Linked DNA regions of Mus musculus: all the other regions are linked to region 1. The links are chromatin loops, found by intact Hi-C in ENCODE. Cell type or tissue: heart. All regions are shown on one strand. Each heading gives the region's core, and the rest is flanking DNA. Links, peaks and the distances in the headings are about the cores only.

Region 1 (6,446 bases), core at 863-5,862:
CGGATGTCTGAGTTCGAGGCCAGCCTGGTCTACAAAGTGAGTTCCAGGACAGCCAGGGCTACACAAAGAAACCCTGTCTCAAACAAAAACAAAAACAAAAAAACAAAAAAACAAAAAAACAAAAACCTTGTATATCCCTATCTAAAGGTCTACCTCGAGATATACCACCATGTCAGTATGGTAAATATATCTGTATGTTCCTGTGGCAAAGTCATGACTTTACACATGCTAAGCAGACAAGCACTACCAAACAGCTACATACCAAGCCCACCTTCTAATAAAGAAAGGGGTTCCCCAGCATAACAACACAAGTAGAAAATCGATCAAAGGAAAGAAATGGAAAATACATGCAAATGCATATTAAGTTACTCAGGAGAGGTGCTTTATTCATCTTTGTATAATATCACTAAGTGTCTAGCAGTCTGTTTTGCCTGTAATAAGAATTCAAGGATTTTCAAAACTGAACTGTGCTGGGCTCTAAGAGACCACTGACAATCCCTATTTCCACTATTCTCATTTTAAAGAGAAAACAGACATGAAAAGGTTAACTCACTCACTCATTAGCACAGCTAGTTGGTGACAACTGAGACCAGGCCTGGTCTCTTCTCCTCTTGTCTGTCACATCATGCTATCTTTCAAGTAATTACTTAAATTGTGGTTCACAAAACAGTGGGTTTTTTCCTCAATTGTCTAAATGCAGGTCAGTGGGACAGCCCAAGGCCTTAGCAATGGCTTGTTTACCAGACTTTCGCAAGACAAGGAGAGAGAAGGTGGGGTATCCACGAGAGACAAAGGGCACAGCTTCCCCTTAAATACCCCAAAACCCCTTGATGATACCATGGACAACATCATCAGTCACGTCATCATTCCCTCGGCTTCAAAATCGTATTTAAATCTAGGGGAAAAATGTACTTGCCTCTCTGTCAAAGACAGATGTTATAATCAGTTCAATTGGAGGCAAAGCATTATCAAGTCTTCAACTGTGCTTGAAGAAAGGTTTGGGGCTAATATTACTCCCATCCTCTGCTCTGTCCTGAATTAATGCCCTCTCTGTGGGGTCTCGAAATTGACCTCAGAAGAATTGTCTACTTACAAAAGTGGAATACAATAGTTCATTTAGGCGAGCCAACCAGCCTTCACCATCACAAGCTTCCACCTGAAACTCCCTGCTGTCTTGTTCATACAAAAACACAATATCTTGTCACTAAAATTAAAGGAGTGATTTTCCCCATTATTTTCTCAAACCTGTGTTTGACTGACTTAAGCTAGAAACCTTCTCTCTCTCTCCTTTTTTTTCCATTATAACGCATTTCAGGCAGCTTCAAAAACTATAAACACTGTAACAAATCCAAATCACTTAACAGGATACGACCACACCATGGAATCCCAAGTTATTAGATAAACTGTGATTTCTTAAAGCAAACCTCTGTTAATGCCAGGGTTCCTAAACTCAGCTTAGAAACAGCACCTCTTAGAGACAGGCGTCAAGTTACAAGCCTAATTCAGGGGATTCAGCCTGATTTGCCCTGATGGAAATAAGCCAGGGCAAGCAACCTGTCAGCTGAGCCAGGTTTCTACTACGTACATTCTCTTTTAGAACTGCACAGCAAGGCCCCCCCAGGTACAGGGAGGGTCCCTTTCTCAGACATGGCCAGAGTGTGAGGTCAAACTTTCCCTCCATCTAGGAAACCAAGTCACTATTAAGAAAATAAGACCTCAACCCCTCAGTTTGGAGTCTAGATGAACTCGAACTGGCACTTTCGGGAAGGAAGACTTCTTGCCCAGGGACAAACCTCTGATCCCCACACTCCGTCCTCCCCAGTCCAGCTCACCTGAGCACATGGATCAGGGGAGCACTGTTGGACCGTCTCAGGGTGGCCCCCTCAGATGTGTCAGCCTCAAAATCCAGATCCATTTTCTCCTGAGCCATTCGGATACTTGCTAGGCAACACAGCCGGCAGTGCTCTCGGCTCCTGGTGCTTTGCTATGGACTCACTGCAGGACTGAGCTGCTGGGGACTGGCAGCTGGGGGCGGGGGCTAATGGGCGGAGGCTTGGGAGCGAGGGCGGAGAAAAGTAGGAGAGGAGGATGCAGATGAGGAAGGATGTGGAGGGCGGGCGGAGGAGGATATAGAGCTGGTGTTGGGAGGGTGACAGGATGAAAAAGGGGATGGAGGAAAGACAAAGGTGGGAGAAAGAAAAAGAGGCACAGGGGTTGATAAAGGATAGATGGAAATGCAGGGCATAGCACTAATGAAAGAGCATAGAAGTGGGAAAGGAGGAAAAAGGTCAGGGTGAAGGGGCACAGGGATGGGAAAAGAGGAGGAGGGAGAATGTGGAAGCACAGGAGAAGAAAGGGGAGGAAACTAGGCAGTGGCAGAACTCAAGCTGTCATTTTTCCCGCCTAGGACCGCAAGCGCGGCTCGGCTACATTTACAGAGGCTGCCTTTGCAGCGCTAGCAATGAGGACTTGACAGCTGGCCAGGCGGCCTCGGCTGCCCCACCTCCACATGCTCAGGGTCTCTGTCCAGTCCGCCATGCTCTGGGCCCCGGTCCCCGGGGCCCCTCAGCGCAGGGATGGCGCTTTTCACTCCCTGGTCCCTGCCCGCCTGCACGACTCAGAAAAGGGATCGGCCCTCTGCACCACCGCGGCGCTGCTTCTATCTCTTATTGGCTCTAATGACCCGCGGGACCCTCTGGAGCTCAAATTGATTTCTATAACCTGCCGCCTCTTTTGCCTCCCACGCTTCAGAAATGGGAGCCTCCGAGGGGCCAGCTCTTCCGCATCTTGTCGCCCATTGGGCACTGCGCATGCGCCTTACGGCTGCTCCAATGATCCTGGGGCCAAGGCGCAGGCGTAATAGCCTCTCTCCGCAACCCGCCTTCAAAGGGGCGGGGCGTTTCCAGGGGGGCCCAAAATCTTCCTGCGTGGCATTGGTCCGGGAACCCTGGCGCCGTATTTCGAAAAGAGCCAATAGTTTGGAGACTGAAGCCTCAGTTTTTAGTAGTTTGGACTAATATTCAAGTGAAAGCGATTTTCACGTTATTTCACTACAAATTTGTATTCTGACCTTTGTGATCCACAGGCACTTTAAATATTTTTTTATGTGAAAGTCTTTGTGTGGGAATATGCGCGTGCGTGCATGCGTGCATTCCCATGGAGGTCAGAGAGGTCATTGGATCTCCTGGAGCGGCAGTTGAAGGCCGTTGTGAACTGCTCAACATGGGTTCTGGGATTAGAACTCGAGTCTCCTGTAGCAGCAGCAAGCACCGTTAACCTCTGAGCCATCATCTCTTCAGCCCCCCCCCCCCTTTACTAAATTCCTCAGCTCCATTAGACAAAAATAAAAGATTTGTTTTCTTTCCAAGGCTTATGGAGATTCTAGCAATCATAATATGATGCATGTGACAGCTGAAATTAATTTTAAAAACATTCATGGCACTTACTACATGCAAGGAAGTATTATAACAACTGAAAAAATATTAAATCATCTCATCTTAACCACACAAATATCTCTTCCTAGATACTTTTCAATCACCCAAAATTACAAAGTATGGGAAATATAATAGTTACGAAATTGGTTTGAAAATTAGCAAAACAGGGCTAGAGAGATGGCTAGAGAATGTTTGAGAGCTCTTGTTGCTCTTCCAGAAGACCTGAGCTGAGTTCTCAGCATCCATCTCAAGCAGTGCTTAAGCGCCTATAAGTGGTTAAGAGCATTTGCTGCTCTTGTAAAAAACAGGAGTTCAGTTTCAACCATCCACGTCTGGTGGCTCACAACCACACTGAATTTCAGCTCAAATGGGTCCAATGTTCTATTTTAGCGTGCGTGCACACACACACACACACACACACACACACACACACTACTTTTTTTTTCTATCTAGCAAAAATAATTTTCTCTTCAATTTGGTTGCTCCATAATAAAGTTAACCTATACAATTGTCATTTTACACCTCAACATTTATGCTTTCTGATTATAAAATGTGAATTTGTGTATTTATTTGTTTGTTTTGTGTATATGGATGGTATGGCCCACATCTGAAGCTAAATAAACAACTGGAGGAAGCCAATCTACTTCACCATGTAGGTCCCAAGGGTTAAACTCAAGTTGTCAGGCTTGTCAGGAAACTCCCTTATCCTCACGATCCATCTTGCTGGCCATATTGCGAAGATGTACAAAGAAGTTTTGGATAGATTCTCTATTATTTTCTTGGTAAAAGTTATTTAATCGTGTTTACTCTTTAATTGAGCTGATTGAAAATTTAAAATTTAAAGACATTAGGCAAATTAAATTTATCGGAGTTTATTTAACCAAAGAAATGACTCATGGTTGTGCAAAACTCTGAACTAGTAAAGATTCACAAAGCCCCTCACAACAACCATGTCCTTCTGTTTTCCAGCTGCATTAAAAACATCTCAGTAGTAGGGGCTAAGGTGGGAGGATTGTGAGTTCAGGTCTGCTTGAGTTACATAGAAAAAAAATCTGAAACTTTCTTAAATAAAACAACACAAACAAAGAAAGATGAACTCTCTAACACTGCATGCTACTCTGAGACAAAAGGATGGACCATCTAGAGACTGCCATATCCAGGGATCCATCCCATAATCAGCCTCCAAACGATGACACCATTGCATACACTAGCAAGAATTTGCTGAAAGGACCCTGATATAGCTGTCTCTTGTGAGACTAGGCTGGGGTCTAGTAAACACAGAAGTGGATGCTCACAGTCAGCTATTGGATGGATCACAGGGCTCCCAATGGAGGAGCTAGAGAAAGTACCCCGGAGCTCTTGACTCTAGCTGCATATGTATCAAAAGATGGCCTAGAGTCGGCCATCACTGGAAAGAGAGGCCCATTGGACTTGCAAACTTTATATGCCCCAGTAGAGGGGAATGCCAGGGCCAAAAAGTGGGAGTGGGTGGGTAGGGGAGTGGGGGGGAGGGTATGGGGGACTTTTGGGATAGCATTGGAAATGTGATTGAGGAAAATATCTAATAAAAATATTTAAAAACAAAAAAACAAAACAAACAAACAAACAAACAAACAAAACACTGCATGCTACTGCCTTTGCTCCTTACTAGTCTCTAAAACGTGATGGTAAGATTCTATTGCTGAAGATTTCAGGTCCTAGCTTATAGAGCCAATTTTACTTACTTACTTACTTACTTACTTATTGCTTTTTTATTGTATAGGTGTTACAATTAAGGAGATTGCCTTGAGTTTCAGAGAGACTTTGAACTTTAGACATTAAACAGTATTGAGACTGAAAAACTATTGGGACTTTTGAAGTTAGACTAAACGCATTTTGAATGAAAATATGGCCATGAGCCAGTGAAGAATGGGAAGTGGAATGTGGTGGTTTGTATGAGAATGACATTGACTTTCAAAATACTGTACCCATTCCCAGTGTGTTCTGTCTCCTTCTTTCAGATCAAGGTGTGAGCTCAGAGTTCTACCTGTTGTCATGTTTTTTTGTCCCACCATCATGGATGCTAACTCTCTGAAACTATAAGCCCAATTAAAAGCTTTCTTTTATATAAGTTGTCTAAATTGTAGTGTTTGGGTCCAACGATAGTAAAGTAACTAAGACAGTTAAAGTCTTTTGGAGGCTCAAAGCCTTCCACAAGTGACACACCATTGCCTCCACTAAGGTAATCCTTCCTTGTAATCCTTCCAAGATACTTCCACTAACTGAAGACCAAGTATTCAACATATGAGTTTATGCAGAGTACTCTCATTCAGACTGAACAGGTACAATTTCTATTGTACCAGTGAGCATATCTTGCCAGGCTGAACATTCCCTGTTGGGTAGAAATAATGATTATATTTCTTCCTTAGTAATATTCATAGTACCTTCCAACACTATGAAAGCTAGTACCAGATCGATTGCCCCATGTTATTTGATTCTAGTATGTAGTATTTTTGAGATTAGGATCTTACCATCAAGTTCTGGAAGGTAAGTAGGAGCAATAGCAATAGTTTATAATGTTTGATATTTCATTTATGTGTGTGTGTGTGTGTGTGTGTGTGTGTGTTTTCACGTGGTGAGTAGGCCAGAGATATCTGTTCCCTCAGGGCTGACCTTACAGATAGTTGTGACCAGCCTGATGTGAGTGTTGGGAACTGAAGTTGGAGCAGTACATGCTTAATGGTAGTCCCCACGTCCTATTTTATTCATACCATCAGTGTATACCTAGTTTTTGTTGCCTTTAATATCAATCTTTTAAGAGGAATGGGCTATTTGTGGTTTGTGACCAGGTATTTACTTCTTGTTGGCTTACTCTTGTGGGAACTAAAGGTTGAAGTGTTACTTTAAGGTTGCTATGGGAACCCAGCAAATAGAGAGCTGATTATGACACTTCTGGGGGGCAGCTTTAACAGATGAGACCATTGGCAGATGGGCAGCAGACTGGGACTTAGGAAGAACAAGATAGTGTAAGTT
Region 2 (6,446 bases), core at 1,033-6,032, 100 kb after region 1:
AGAATGGGAAGGTAAGTTGGAGGTAGATTGTGGATGGTCATAAACTAATTTTCATATGCTTGAAGCTTGTCAGAAATAGAATTTTAATTCTTGCCCTAGACCTACTGAATCAAGAATGGTAGGAGTAGGGTCTGGCCCTGTTTTTAGCAAGCTTTCTGGGTAATGCTCAGATTCACCAACTTCCAGAGCTACTGGCCCAGGCAATGTGAAACCTCGAAGGCTTTTAAGGAGCAGACAGTGACCTGATGAGTTTGGAGGTGAGTGGTGGCCATCGACTCTCTGAAGGTGCTTACAAGGAAAAAAAAATTGTTGGGTGACTATGGTTTGAGAAGATGATGTAAGCAGAGGCTAAGGCAGTAGGAATGGAGTCAGATGTAAGAGATGTTTTCAGTGACCAAAGGTCAATCAGGTGACTAAAGTGCAGTCATACAAATGTGTCACTGCAGTGGATTTTACATAAAAGCTGTCATCCTGTTGAATCTATCAATCAATAGACCCAAGAAAAAAGGAGGAGGAAGCAATTCCTATGTGGTTCTTTAAAGTCAAGAGCAAAGGTTCTCTTAGTTTAGACATGACCCTTCTGGTATACTTGGCTTTTCTGCCACTCATTGTAAGCCAGTAGGTTGACATATTAACATATTCACATTTTCTGTGAGTTTAGTTGGCAAGAACCAATCTAAGACTGATGGTATCAGGATGTGTTGACACAAACAAGTTCTGAAAAAGCTGAAATCCAAGCACTGGTTCAGGTGATCAAAGCCAGGCCTGGGTCAACGTGAAGTTACCCATCCCAATCACTAAAATCGCAGAACCCGCTTAATTCTAGAAGAAGCTTGAACTGAACTGAAAGAATTAGACTTTGGGCTACACCCTGAAGGTCAAGAGAGCCTAGCAGAGCTGTTATTTCTAATTTGGGAGGTATGATTTAGCTGGGGCCATCTTCAATTACCTGATGAAAAGCAAGACAGGTACAGGTCAACCTAAATGACTAGTTTACCTCCTGAGAATCTTTTTTTGTTTGTTTGTTTGAGACAAGAGTTTCAGTATGTAACCCAGGTGGTCTGGTACTCACAATGTAGACTAGGCAGGCCCCCAAATCCCATAGAGCCACTTGCCAAGAGACTCTTCCAGGATACAACTTGCATTTCTATCATGATTCTACATAGCTACCTCTTGCTTTACTTGGCCAACACATTTGTCCAAAAGTAGTTATCTGTCAAAAATTGCACACTTTACAGGCATGGTGCCTCACACCTGTATCCCCAACATTTGGAAGCCTGTGACAGACAAACTGTCTAGACTTTGAAGCAGGCCTGAGCTACATAATGAGTTCCAGGCTAGCCGAGGATTCATAGTAAGACTGTCTCAACTCCTTTCCCCACCCCCATCCAAACTGTATACTCTTTGGTAGCCTGAGAGCTACTGAGGTCCATAGAGATTAAAACAAATCCTCATAATAAAGATGAGGAAATCTAGAACATTTAAGAAATAAATCGCTTAATATATTTATTGTAAGTAAAGATTCTCCAGACAGTTAAGGGGTGACAAGACAGCCTTTACAATATCACTCATTATCTTCTTTGCTTTTAGGGAAGATTAAAATGTTCTCAATTTTCTATCTTAAACCCTCTCTTTTTGCTTTTGTGTGTGCATACATGTCATGTGCTTATATATGTATGTATGTATGTAGCTCTGGCTGTCCTGGAACTCACATGCAGAACTCCAGAGACTATCCATCTTATCTTGAACCATTTTTTTAAAGGTTGGAGGAGGGTAGCAATATTTTGAGACATCTCACTATGTAGACCTGGCTAGCCTAGAACTCACAGAAATTCACCTTCCTACTTCTGCCACCTGAGTACTGGAATTAAAGGGCTATGCCAATACATTCAGCCCAGTGAGTGTCTTTATTAGGCTTAAGGAAGGAATGGGATGGCTTTTGTAGTTTGTTTTATGTTTTCAGATGGTGAATTTGCATGTAAATCCTCTATGAGAAAAAATATAAAATATCTGAGACTAAACATGCCTTTGCCTATTAGTACTCTACTATAGAATATTGCACATTACACTCAAGTGTGTACTACATGTAAAGGGGGTCTACCAAAACCCCCTTTAAATTTGAAAAATTCGAAAATTTCAAGTGTCCTGGCACGGCAGGAAACCTCTATTGCACTGTGAGTTCTACATATCCCTCAAAAACCAGTTTAATCTCACATCCTGTTTGAGAATACGGACTGAAAAATTTTAAAGACACATTTGGCCATGTTTCCTGTTCTCCAAACTTACCACCGATCTATACCAAATATATGAAATATACGTGTAATTGAAAAGCTGGCTGTCTACTCCTTACTCAATTTCCTGACTGTAGTATTTTATACACAAAGAGCTTTCCTAATACTTACAGGAAGTGTGGACAAGATTTTCGTCACTAAGAATGTATTAAATCCCATGTGTGCCTTTCCCGAAAAGAGTAGACTTTCTCCTGTCTGGAATTCACATTAAAAACAAAAAGTGTTCCAATAGAACAGGACTGCCTTTTAGGCAAAATTTAGGAACTTGAACTTTTTTTCAGGGTTACTTTCTCTTAAAATGTCCTTAAAGGACAAAATACTAGGACCCTTTGCACTTCTTACTTGCCCTGTGGCTTTCCCAAGTGAACTTTCCTTCCATTCTACTAGCACAGCAATGCTACTTCAGTGAGAGAAAGACAAATGTCAGTTACTTTCCCCAGAGGGAAACAGCAGAAGATTAAGGGCTGAGGTCTAGGGAGGGGCTAAAACCTTCCTGCCTAAGACCAGCCCCACCTGCTTGGGGCCCAGCCTTTACAGCCCTATCTCCACACTACCCGGCTCCATGTGAAACTGGTCATGTGAGCCTGTTTACAGCTGAGCAGCTGGTGCAACCATCAGGATCTGTGCAGAGGTCCAGGGAGGGGTAAGGATACAGGCCACTTACCTCCTTTCTCCCCTATGTAATTCCAAGAAGATACTTGCTTCGACCACCAACCACCCTCCCTCCCAGTCTCTCTACTTTCCTTCATGCCCCTTCAGGCAAAGCCATCCTGGGACGCCTGGCTCCGGTCGCCCCCCGCCCCGTTTCCGTCCAGTTGCTCGCGGGGGGGAACGGCTGAACTGCAGGAAGGGCGAGGACAGGGTCATCCCAAACTAGGTAGTCGACTGACTTCCCTCCCACAGCCCTCCAGGCAATGTCCGCCAAAGAGTTGTCCCTAGAGCTGCATCCCCAAGGCAACTGAACTCTTGTCGGGCAGGCAGCGGGAGGTTTCGGAGGCTGCCTTCGTCTAGGCAGGGGTAGCTACACAACTCTGCTGGCCCTGGAGACCCTGCAGAAGGGCCACCAACAGTCCAAGAACGGTGGACCCGCTGCCCGGTCCCCGCCACCCACCTTAGCCCGGCACTGAACAGCCCTGCTGTCAGTCACAGAGCCAAGCTCTGGCTACGGGTACTGGCATTGTCTACACCGGAGGGGGAGGTCTCAGCCATGTAAGTTCCATGTCTTCCCCGCAAGTCAGAGAAAGTGGGTGACGGGACATTGAGGGACTCTCACCTCAGCAACACTGGCTCCTCGGAAAGCAGCTGCGACTGCTCCCTGCTCCTTTGTCAGAGTCTCCAGACTGCACTGCCTGCTGGGATATGGGAGGACTCGACTGCCACCTCTCCCCGCCCAGGAGGATGAGTCGCAACTGGGGGGTGGGTGAGAAGAGGAAGGAAAGGCGGGCCCGGGGCGGGGTCTAGCCGGGGGCGGGGCTTCTGTGTTGCCACCTGGCTTCTGGGGTTTCTTCCTTCTCTATGCTTCAAACTACTTCCTTTGTCCTCTGGCCGCCCCTCCTTTTCCTCCGCCCCCCTCACCCGCCCCCAGAGGATTAGAGGCTTTCTCTGAGTGCAATCTCTTTGCACTCATTTGGTGGTGACCTTTGACGTCTGCCTCATTCACTCCTCTCCCCAACTCAGAATGCATTCCATACAATGAATACCCAAGGCTTGTGACTCTTCCTCTGAGACTCTGTATTAAGCACTAGCTCTCTTTCTCCACTCTATCATCGGCGCAAAGCAGACTGTTCAGGATTTGTTCATGCTGCTACAGTAGCTTCCTATTTGGATTCATTCTTTCTACTGTTACTTTGTCTAAACTATTGCCCAGACAGCAATCCAGTTGGCTCAGTCTAAGGTATAGGTGACCCTGCTGTTCTACTTAAAGCTTTTCAAGCCTGGCATGGTAGAACAAGACTATAATCCCAGTATTCAAAGGCTGAGGCAGGAGGATCCTGAGTTAAGACAAATTTGAGTTACAAAATAACAATTGACTTTTAAAGGGGAAATCTCTATTCTCAGGTCTGTACTCTATTCTTAGAGTCTTTCAGGCAGGTATGCTGCTACAGGGCTTTAATCCTAGCACTTAGAAGGGGAAGCAGTAGATCTTTGAGACTGAGGCCAGCCTGCTTATATATGAGACCCCATCTCAACACCAAGCAAACAACAAATGAGAGAGAAAAGACTTTTCGGCTAGGAACAATGGACAACTGTTAAGTCAAGCACCAAAGGGGCAAAGTCCCAAAGACCCCAAGGACTTCATATCTCAGCAGCCTGGCCTACCTAGCAAGACCCAGTGTGCTGGACACAAGACAGCCAGGATAGAGAAACCCTGTCTCAAAAAAGAAAAGTAAATGAAATGGAAAACACTTCAAAATTCAAACTTAATTATGTTCAAAAAGGAACAATACGGTCCAAGGGTACCCTCTGCACAAGTATAAGACCCAAAACCTTCCTCATTACTCTTAATCAATGGGTCTATAACAGTAGATATCACTTGGGCCCTAGGCTCTGAGACCTTTACTCACAGACTTTGTGCAATGCTCTTATCTGTCTTTTGAACACCTATCTTTCAGGATCCAGGGGAAATGTCACTTTCCCAACTAACCTTTCAGAATCTTCCATAAGAACGACATGTCTTATTTGTTTGTCTGAAACGTGGCCTGACTATAGCGCTAGCTGGTCTGACACACGTTATGGAGGCCAAGATGGTTCTAACTTGCAGTGATCCTCCTATCATGCTGGGATTACAGGCATGTACCACTAAATCCACCAGACGCTTTCATAAAAACTGTTGACCCCTATTCTACTAGCAAAGAACACTGCTAATTCTGTTTTGCAATTCTTCCTGATATAGGTAACCATGTCCTATTCCCTCAGAAGAGGCCATTGCTTCCAGCATCGTGCCCCTTCTACAATACATTCGTATATGTACTGGCTAGTTTTGTGTCAACTTGACACAGCTGGAGTTATCACAGAGGAAGGAGCTTCAGTTGAGGAAATGCCTCCATGACATACAACTGTAAAGCATTTTCTCAATTAGTGATCAAGGGGGAAATGTGGAAATCAAGAGCAGTGGTAACTTCCTGGGATCTATGAAGATGATCCTAATGAAGACTCAAAGTAATGGGGAATGATAACTATGAAATAGTCATCTCTTGTAGACAGACAAGCTAGTAAGGAACATCCCTCCATGGCCTCTGCATCAGCTCCTGCTTCCTGACCTGCTTGAGTTCCAGTCCTGACTTCCTTTGGTGATGAACAGCAGCATGGAAGTGTAAATTGAATAAACTCTTTCCTCCCCAACCCAACTTGCTTTTTGGTCATGATGTTTGTGCAGGAATAGAGACCCTGACTAAGACAGTATGCAATTTAATTATATGTGATACTTTGCCTCTATTGCATCAGAAATCCTAAGTAGGCCCAGAAAGGACTCCAAGCAAGGCTTCGTATGACAGTCACTCTTTCTTCACTAGCACAGCTCTCCATCTTGACCTGACCAAGTGTTGTTTTTGCAAATAAACTGGTTAGGCAGCCAAACATTGCAAAAGGACCAAAGCTTGTACTCCTCTTGCAGGTCAGACTGGTTTGTGGTAAAATATGTGGTTGTGGAAGACATAACTGATAGAGCTCATCTGAGAAGCCAGTGTAGAAAAGTATATGGTGCCACCGACATTGATTGAGTTTCTAGGCAGATATACTACTTTTCTTTTGGGGGGGGGGGCTTTTTGATTCCTATGGTTCAGGCCCCTCATCATTTCAAACCTTATGCATTGTTTGTGACATAAAGTCTTTTGCCAAAGTGGGCAGGGAGATGTGCTGAGGGGAAGCTGGAATATGGTGACAGTCCTGCAGCCACCCACAGAACAAAGGAAAGGCTTTGCATTTGTAAACTTTAGAAGGTAAATGGTCTCTGAGCTTAGAGGGCTTGTCTTCTGTATAAACTGGAATCCTGAAGAAGTGGCTTCAATTGTCTGTGCTGGCAAGTAAGTGCAAGCAAAACAACAAAGCACAAACACTTCTTTTTTTTCCCCATTGTCCTTGTGTAGGCTTCCAGCAGAAGGCATGGCCCAGATTAAGAGTGTGTACCACCACACCTGGATTTGGAACTTGCTTTGT
Region 3 (6,446 bases), core at 959-5,958, 67 kb after region 1:
AATTATCACACAAATAGCCCCTGTTCTTTTCCAGGCAGGTTCGAGACTTAACCTTTAATCCTAGCACTCAGGAGGCAAAGGCAAATAGATCTCTGAATTTGAGGCCAGCCTGGTCTACAAAGTGAGTTCCAGGTAAGTCAGGGTTTGTGCGTGTGTAGTGTGTGTGTGTGTGTGTGTGTGTGTGTGTGTGTGTGTGTGTGTGTGTGTACACGTGCACACACATGTGCTATATCCATGTGCATCTGTGTGCGCACAGGCAAACTTATCCATGTGGGGGTGTGTGGAAGCCAGAGTTTAATGTCAGGATGTCCCCCTCAATCACTCCTTCACTTTATTATTTTCTTAAATATTGATTTTTGTATTTTAATCACATGTGTTCATGTGTAAGCACAAATGCCCAAGGAGTACAAAAGGGGGTCCTAGACCCCCTGGAGCTGGATTTGCAATAGCCTGTGAGCTACCCAATGTGGCTGCTGGGAGCTAAACTCAGAACTTCTCTTTAAAGGCTGAGTCATCTCCGTCCCTTTACCTTAGTTTTTGAGACAGGCCTTGTGACTTAACCTAGGGCTTGTCATTTTGGCTGAACTGTCTGGCCAGCAAGCTCCCAGTATACACTGAGCCATCTTCCTGCATTCTCTTCTTAACATTTAATCTTGAAATAAAGTATAGATTTCCAAGAAGTTTCCCTTTACCCAGTCTTCCTCATTAAATCCATTTCTCATAACTATGCATGCTAAAAATGCTAAAACACTTGACATTGGCACAATATATATCAACTTCTGTCCCATCTTCTTATTACATGTATACTTTTGTGGGGCTACCAATGTAATCAAAATATTGAGCTATTCCCTCGCCACAAGGATCTCCCTCATGCCCCTTTGTAGCCTTCCCACACCTCCACTATTCCAAACCCCTGCTACTACTTTATTCTCCATTTCTATACTTTTGGTACTTTAAAGTAAAATTTCTAGTGTGTTTTCACAAACCTATCACCCTAGCACTCAGGCTGAGCCAGGGGTACAAGAAATTCAGGGCTAGCATGGGGTACATAATGATAACATATTTCAAAAGCCAACACTGCCGCCCCCACCCCCCAAGGTTAGTTTCCTCAAGAAAATGGATCATCAGATCTAGTTTTAACAGAATCTCAGGCTCAGTGGTATGACCTATCCAGCTCAGCACCCACCCCTTCTGCAGTGTACATGCTGAATGTAAAGCCAGCTGCATATACAAATTCGCAAGTGTCCTGTCAAGAAGGGAGATGGTCTAAAGAGAGAAACTTGTGCCTCCCTCTCTACCTCTCCATGTGTGAGTATGTCTCTGTGTGTGTGTGTGTGTGAGAGAGAGAGAGACAGAGACAAAGACAGAGACAGAGAGAGAACACAAATTTTCCCAGAAATTCCAAATTTCATGCTGGATGGATAAAATCTGGATAGATAAAGTAATGGATGAGACTTGAGTACTACCCAGTAAGGGATTTCACACAGTTCTGACAACTTATCTGAACAGACTTAGGAGAGTCAGCCGAGACAATGAGTGAACATTGAACAGGATCACACCTTGATCAAGACTGCTTAATTAGGAATTTGTCTTGTCTGGGATTGAACCTAAACCTGACATCAGTGACTTTGAAATTAAGGCTCATTATTTGTACTTCTTCCCAGTGTGACCACACTGCCTAAATCCTGCTCTGCTTTTCAATATTACTTCTATCTTGAATTGGCATGTTGGGAAAGGGTGGCCAAGTCTAGCTTGCTGAGGTCAGCAGTGCCTAGACCTTTACCCTAAAACTCCACTTACAAAGCCAGAGCCTGCTCAGACATTCTAGGATTGTTGATGAGTTTCCCCAAATATTTAGAGCAAGGACACTCTTCCTGTCCATTTCCTCTGTAATTAGCAAAATCCTTATCTTTATTTAGCTTAACTGCTACAAATGCCTTCTCACATGTTGATATTCTTGTCTCACAGAGTCCTTTTGGAGCTGGAGTTTAGAGGCCACAAAAGCTTCTCCCCTGAAAAGCAAGCTAGATATTGCCAAGCATCCACAATATGCAAACTAAAGAGATGGGGCATGGTGAAAAGGAGAGAAAGGATATTATTCAGGATGGATTGGAAGGAGCACTAGATAGAAGAGTCTACTGATTCCAAAGCCTGCCTTTGGGTGAGGGGGTGTGAGCTTTCAGTTTGAGTAGAGAATGAAGTGGGACAGGAGACATGTGGAAATGAGCTGTCCCAGTCATGCTGAAGTCTGGTTGATTGTTGTCTCAGTTCTGCTTCTCCAAGGTGCTCAAAGCTCCTATTGTAGTCTTGGCTTGAGGGCAGCAATCTGGTCCTTCTGCCCCAGAAGGTCACATCATCAAGAAGTATTGTCCCTAACTGGGCAGAGGTCTATTCTGTGAGATTTTTTTTTCCTTCTAGAATCCAAGCTGATTAGAGATTCAAGACAAAGACTTATCTCTGTACCTTTAGCCTGAGTAAAGGTGACAGACACAAAATGAAGGCAGATGGTGTCAGGCTCTTATTCAGTATTTGGTTCCATTTGAGGCTCTCAGAGGAGTGAATACTGCTTGTTTGTTTGTTTCCTTGCTTGTTTGTTTGAAACTTAGTTTTATTTAGGCCACGTTGGCCTGGCACTTACTATGGAGCCAATGGTGACTTGAACTATTGATCGTCCTGCCTCCTCCTCCCAGGTGCTAGAGTGGTGGATTTCAGAGTGGGTGTCTATAATCTCAAATGTCTCCTTTTCTGTTCCTTTTACCTAGTAGAAAGGTTTGAGGATCAGGAAGCCTGGAAGGCTCACAGGAAATTCCAGAATTCTTTCACAAACAAGCAAACTCATGTGGCCTCCAGCAACTGGAGTTTTCTAGAATGACTGACTGTGGTACCTAAGGTGATATGAATTTCTAGGTGTATTGTGAGAGTGCAAGAGTCATCCTCTGAGGTGATCTACATGGAACAGCACCTTGTAAGGAATTGTCTGAGTAGGACAGCTTATAGGAAAGGACCCCAAGTCATGCAAAGACTGGAAGGAGAAAGCCAAAGGGAAGCCCTGGTTATCCCATGGTTGGAATGAATTTGAATTAACTACCTGCTCTCTCTCTCTCTCTCTCTCTCTCTCTCTCTCTCTCTCTCTCGTTTGGGCTGTTTTTTGTTTATTTGTTTCTTTACTTTTTTTTTACATCATTACATTTGGCCCTAATTTATCATCCTCATCACAAAGAACTCCAGGGTTTCCTTACCTTAACAGCAGTGCATAGACAAAGCCAGGCTCAGGACCTTTAAGATGTGCTGTGCTGAACTGGGCTAGAGAGAGATGGCTCAGTGGTCAAGAGCACCAGCTGCTCTTCCAAAGAACCTGCATTAAATAGCCAGCACCAACAATGGTGGCTCACAGCTGTCTATGCCTCTAGTTCCAATGGATCAGGCTCCATCTTCTCGAATCTACTAGTGCTATATACATGTGCTCACAGACAAACATAGCTGTAGGCAAAGCATCCATACACACAATAACTTTTAAAAATTAAAAAAACAACAACAAAGTGGTACCCTTTAGAAAAATGACTTCAGACTACTGGCTCCCTAAACAGCCAGGGCCAGAAGTAGAGGAGCCAGCATCTGCCTCAGAGGAGACTTTCAGTCCTGGAAATCAGGCCCAGTTCTCTACTTTCTTGTTAAGAACTCCCTTGCCTTCCAGAACAATGCTCATTTCCTACATCCTTGGCTGCCTTGGTTTATTTGGGATCCTATGTGTGGCCCTTCCTGTGCTGACATTGTAGCCAGTTTGCTAGCATGGTCAGCTTGTTGGTGTTGGCTTTGTCCTGCACTTACTGTGAGGCCCTCTTGTGGAGAGCTAGTGATGTGAATTCTTAGAGCCCTGGTTTCCTTACCTCCAAAGATGGACAGACAATAAAGGCTTTTATGTCTTTACAAAGATAATCACTGCAATCAAAGGGGAACTTAAAATGTCAGTGTAAAGGTTTTAAGGAGAAAATACAGTGATCAGGGCATTGTTAAAATACAATGTTCACAATACTCGGTTTCTAAAGATTTGTTTTATTTTTAAATGTGGTGTGTGTGTGTGTGTGTGTGTGTGTGTGTGTGTGTGTGTATGTGTGTGTGTGTGCGCGCGCGCGCGCAAGCACCAAGGGCGTCAAAGGAGATCAGAAGACAGTGTTAGATCCCCTGGAGCTGGACTGACAGGCAGATGTGAACAGCCCAATGTGGGGCTAGGATACAATGCAGCCACTTACCAAGAATAGTAAGGACTCTTTTTTTTCCCCATGTCTGGTTTCCTGGATTTTTAAAAAAATGATTTATTTATTTAATGTATATGAGTACACCATTGCTCTCTTCAGACACACCAGAAGAGGGCATCAGACCCTATTGCAGATGGTTGTGAGCCACCACGACGTAGTTGCTGGGATTTGAACTCAGGACCTCTGGAAAAGTTGTTGGTGCTCTTAACCACTGAGCCATTTCTCCAGCCCTCGGCTTCTTGGATTTTTAACTAATTAATTTTGAGACCAAGTCCCATTATGTGGCAGTGACTGGCCTGGAACTCGATTTGCAGACCAGATTGGCTTTGAGCTAAAAGAGATCTACCTGCCTTTACCTCTGGATTTCTAGGATTAAAGGTGTTTAGCTATTTTACCCTGCCTGAACTTTTGTTTATTTAAAACGTTTTACTTAGCCAGGCAGTGGTGGTGCAAGCCTTTAATCCCAGCACTTGGGAGGCAGAGGCAGGCAGATTTCTGAGTTCGAGGCCAGCCTGGTCTACAGAGTGAGTTCCAGGACATCCAGGGATACACAGAGAAACCCTGTCTCAAAAAGACAAAAATAGATCTTTTTTCTTAATTTTTATTATGTGTATGGGTGTTTTGTCTGCACATGTGTGCATACTCTGTGCATGCCTGGTGCCCACAAAGACCAGAAAAAAGGTATTGGATCCCCTGGAACTGGAACTTAAGAAGATCGTGGGCCACCGTGAGTAGAAACCCAGCCCCCAAAACAATTAATTATTTTAATTGTTGAGCCATCTCTCCAGAATTAATAATATACTGAAAAGTAGTTCTTGCAAGCACCTCTGACCTAAGGCCCATGGCTGCATGTGTCCCAGGACAGCTCTGAATATGGCCCAACACAATTTAAATGGCACAGCTATATAATAAAAAGCTGACACTATTTCATTTTGTTTTGTTTTTCTCTGATACAAAGACTTATTCTAGCCCAAATCCACCTGGAATTCACTATGTAAACAAGTCTGACTTCAAACTAAGGATGCTCTTCTGCCTAAGCCTCCCAAGTGCTTCTGGGAATATCAGCTTGCACCAGCACTCTTACAAAGTCTGCAGGATTTCACCTTAAGGGGTTCTTTGTTGTTGATTTGGTTTCATTTGTTTTTGGTGTCCTTTTTCTAGTACGTTGACTTAATTTTTAGTATTGTTCATTATATTTGGAAATACAGGGAAAAGGCCATATGATATTAATAAATCAATTAAAATGTGGCATCGAATTATCCAAATAGCCATTTAAATTGCAAAAAAGACACATTAAAAATTTAATTTTGGGCCAGCCCGATGGCTCAGCAAGTACCTGTTGCCAAGCCTGACAACCAAAGTTCCATACTCAGGACCCACACAGTGAAAGGAGACAATGTTGGTCTCTGAGCTCGATACCTATGCCCAGACATGTGTATGTGTGCATGGATGCACTCACATGCATATGTATATGAACATACACATACAAAATAAATAGAATTTAAAATAGAATGTAATCTTGTGCTGGAAATATAGTGGGTAGAATGCATAGCTAGCATTCACACGGGACTGAGTTCAATTCCCAATGATGCATAACGCAAATGAGGTGACTTGTACTTACAGTCACGGCACTAGAGCCCTAGAGACGTAGAGGCAGGGACATAAGAAGTTCCAGGTCATCCTTAATACATAGCAAATTAAAGGCCAGCCTGAACCACATGAGAACCTATCTTACAATGAAACAAACAAACAAACAGAATTTTATCTCCTTCATAAGGGCACCTAAGCAAGGTATAGTGGTAAGTTGGAAATGCATAGCGAGTCTCTGATGTCTCAAACAAAGTAGGATTATGGTTTCACAACCTTAAGTTATATCCAGGTTATTTGATTGTAAAAGTCATTCAAAACTCTAGTGGTGGCCTATCACCAATACAATTATCAGGGTTCATCACCCAACTGGGCACACATGAGTGTGTGTATGTGTGTGTGTGTGTGTGTGCATGCCATGCACAAATGCCGGGATGCTTTTGAGGGCAGACTGCCTGTAGTGGGTCCCTGGGGCTTTGAGCTGAGAACAACATCAGAATCCTGCTATAAGATAATTAATAATCACATCAGCTTATTGCAAACTCAAGTGGTCATGCTGATGCACTAATACAGGCCTCCCAAGTCATTAGGGCATCAAAAGCG

Evidence for each region. Hi-C counts contacts between places; a loop is a spot of excess contacts. Peaks named below come from ENCODE experiments on the same cell type or tissue, not always from the same donor. Only the 100,000 strongest peaks of a DNase experiment are listed, where the experiment ranks them.
Region 2: a loop joins it to region 1, with 2.1 times the contacts of the local background. A loop is called at or near these places in 2 of 42 quality-filtered maps.
Region 3: a loop joins it to region 1, with 2.5 times the contacts of the local background. A loop is called at or near these places in 6 of 42 quality-filtered maps.

Annotation. Positions count from the first base shown.
Region 1 is chrX:53,267,044-53,273,489 of GRCm38, forward strand. Fam122b (family with sequence similarity 122, member B) reads right to left here and starts at 2,762. Exons shown (of 9, transcript NM_001166365.2): 1 at 1,833-2,762. The coding sequence starts at 1,930. Fam122c (family with sequence similarity 122, member C) reads left to right here and starts at 6,381. Exons shown (of 8, transcript NM_028671.3): 1 at 6,381-6,446. In heart, for the core only: no CTCF peak of the experiment used is centred there; DNase peaks (open chromatin) are centred at 2,038 and 2,848; H3K4me3 peaks cover 2,464 bases; H3K27ac peaks cover 2,147 bases.
Region 2 is chrX:53,366,858-53,373,303 of GRCm38, forward strand. It overlaps Mospd1 (motile sperm domain containing 1), which reads right to left and starts at 3,702. Exons shown (of 6, transcript NM_001290514.1): 1 at 3,565-3,702. In heart, for the core only: no CTCF peak of the experiment used is centred there; DNase peaks (open chromatin) are centred at 2,884, 3,134 and 3,724; H3K4me3 peaks cover 2,020 bases; H3K27ac peaks cover 1,893 bases.
Region 3 is chrX:53,333,725-53,340,170 of GRCm38, forward strand. No RefSeq gene overlaps it. Among named protein-coding and RNA genes, the nearest start is that of Mospd1, 34 kb to the right of the region's middle. In heart, for the core only: a CTCF peak has its summit at 3,845 (motif pointing left); no DNase peak of the experiment used is centred there.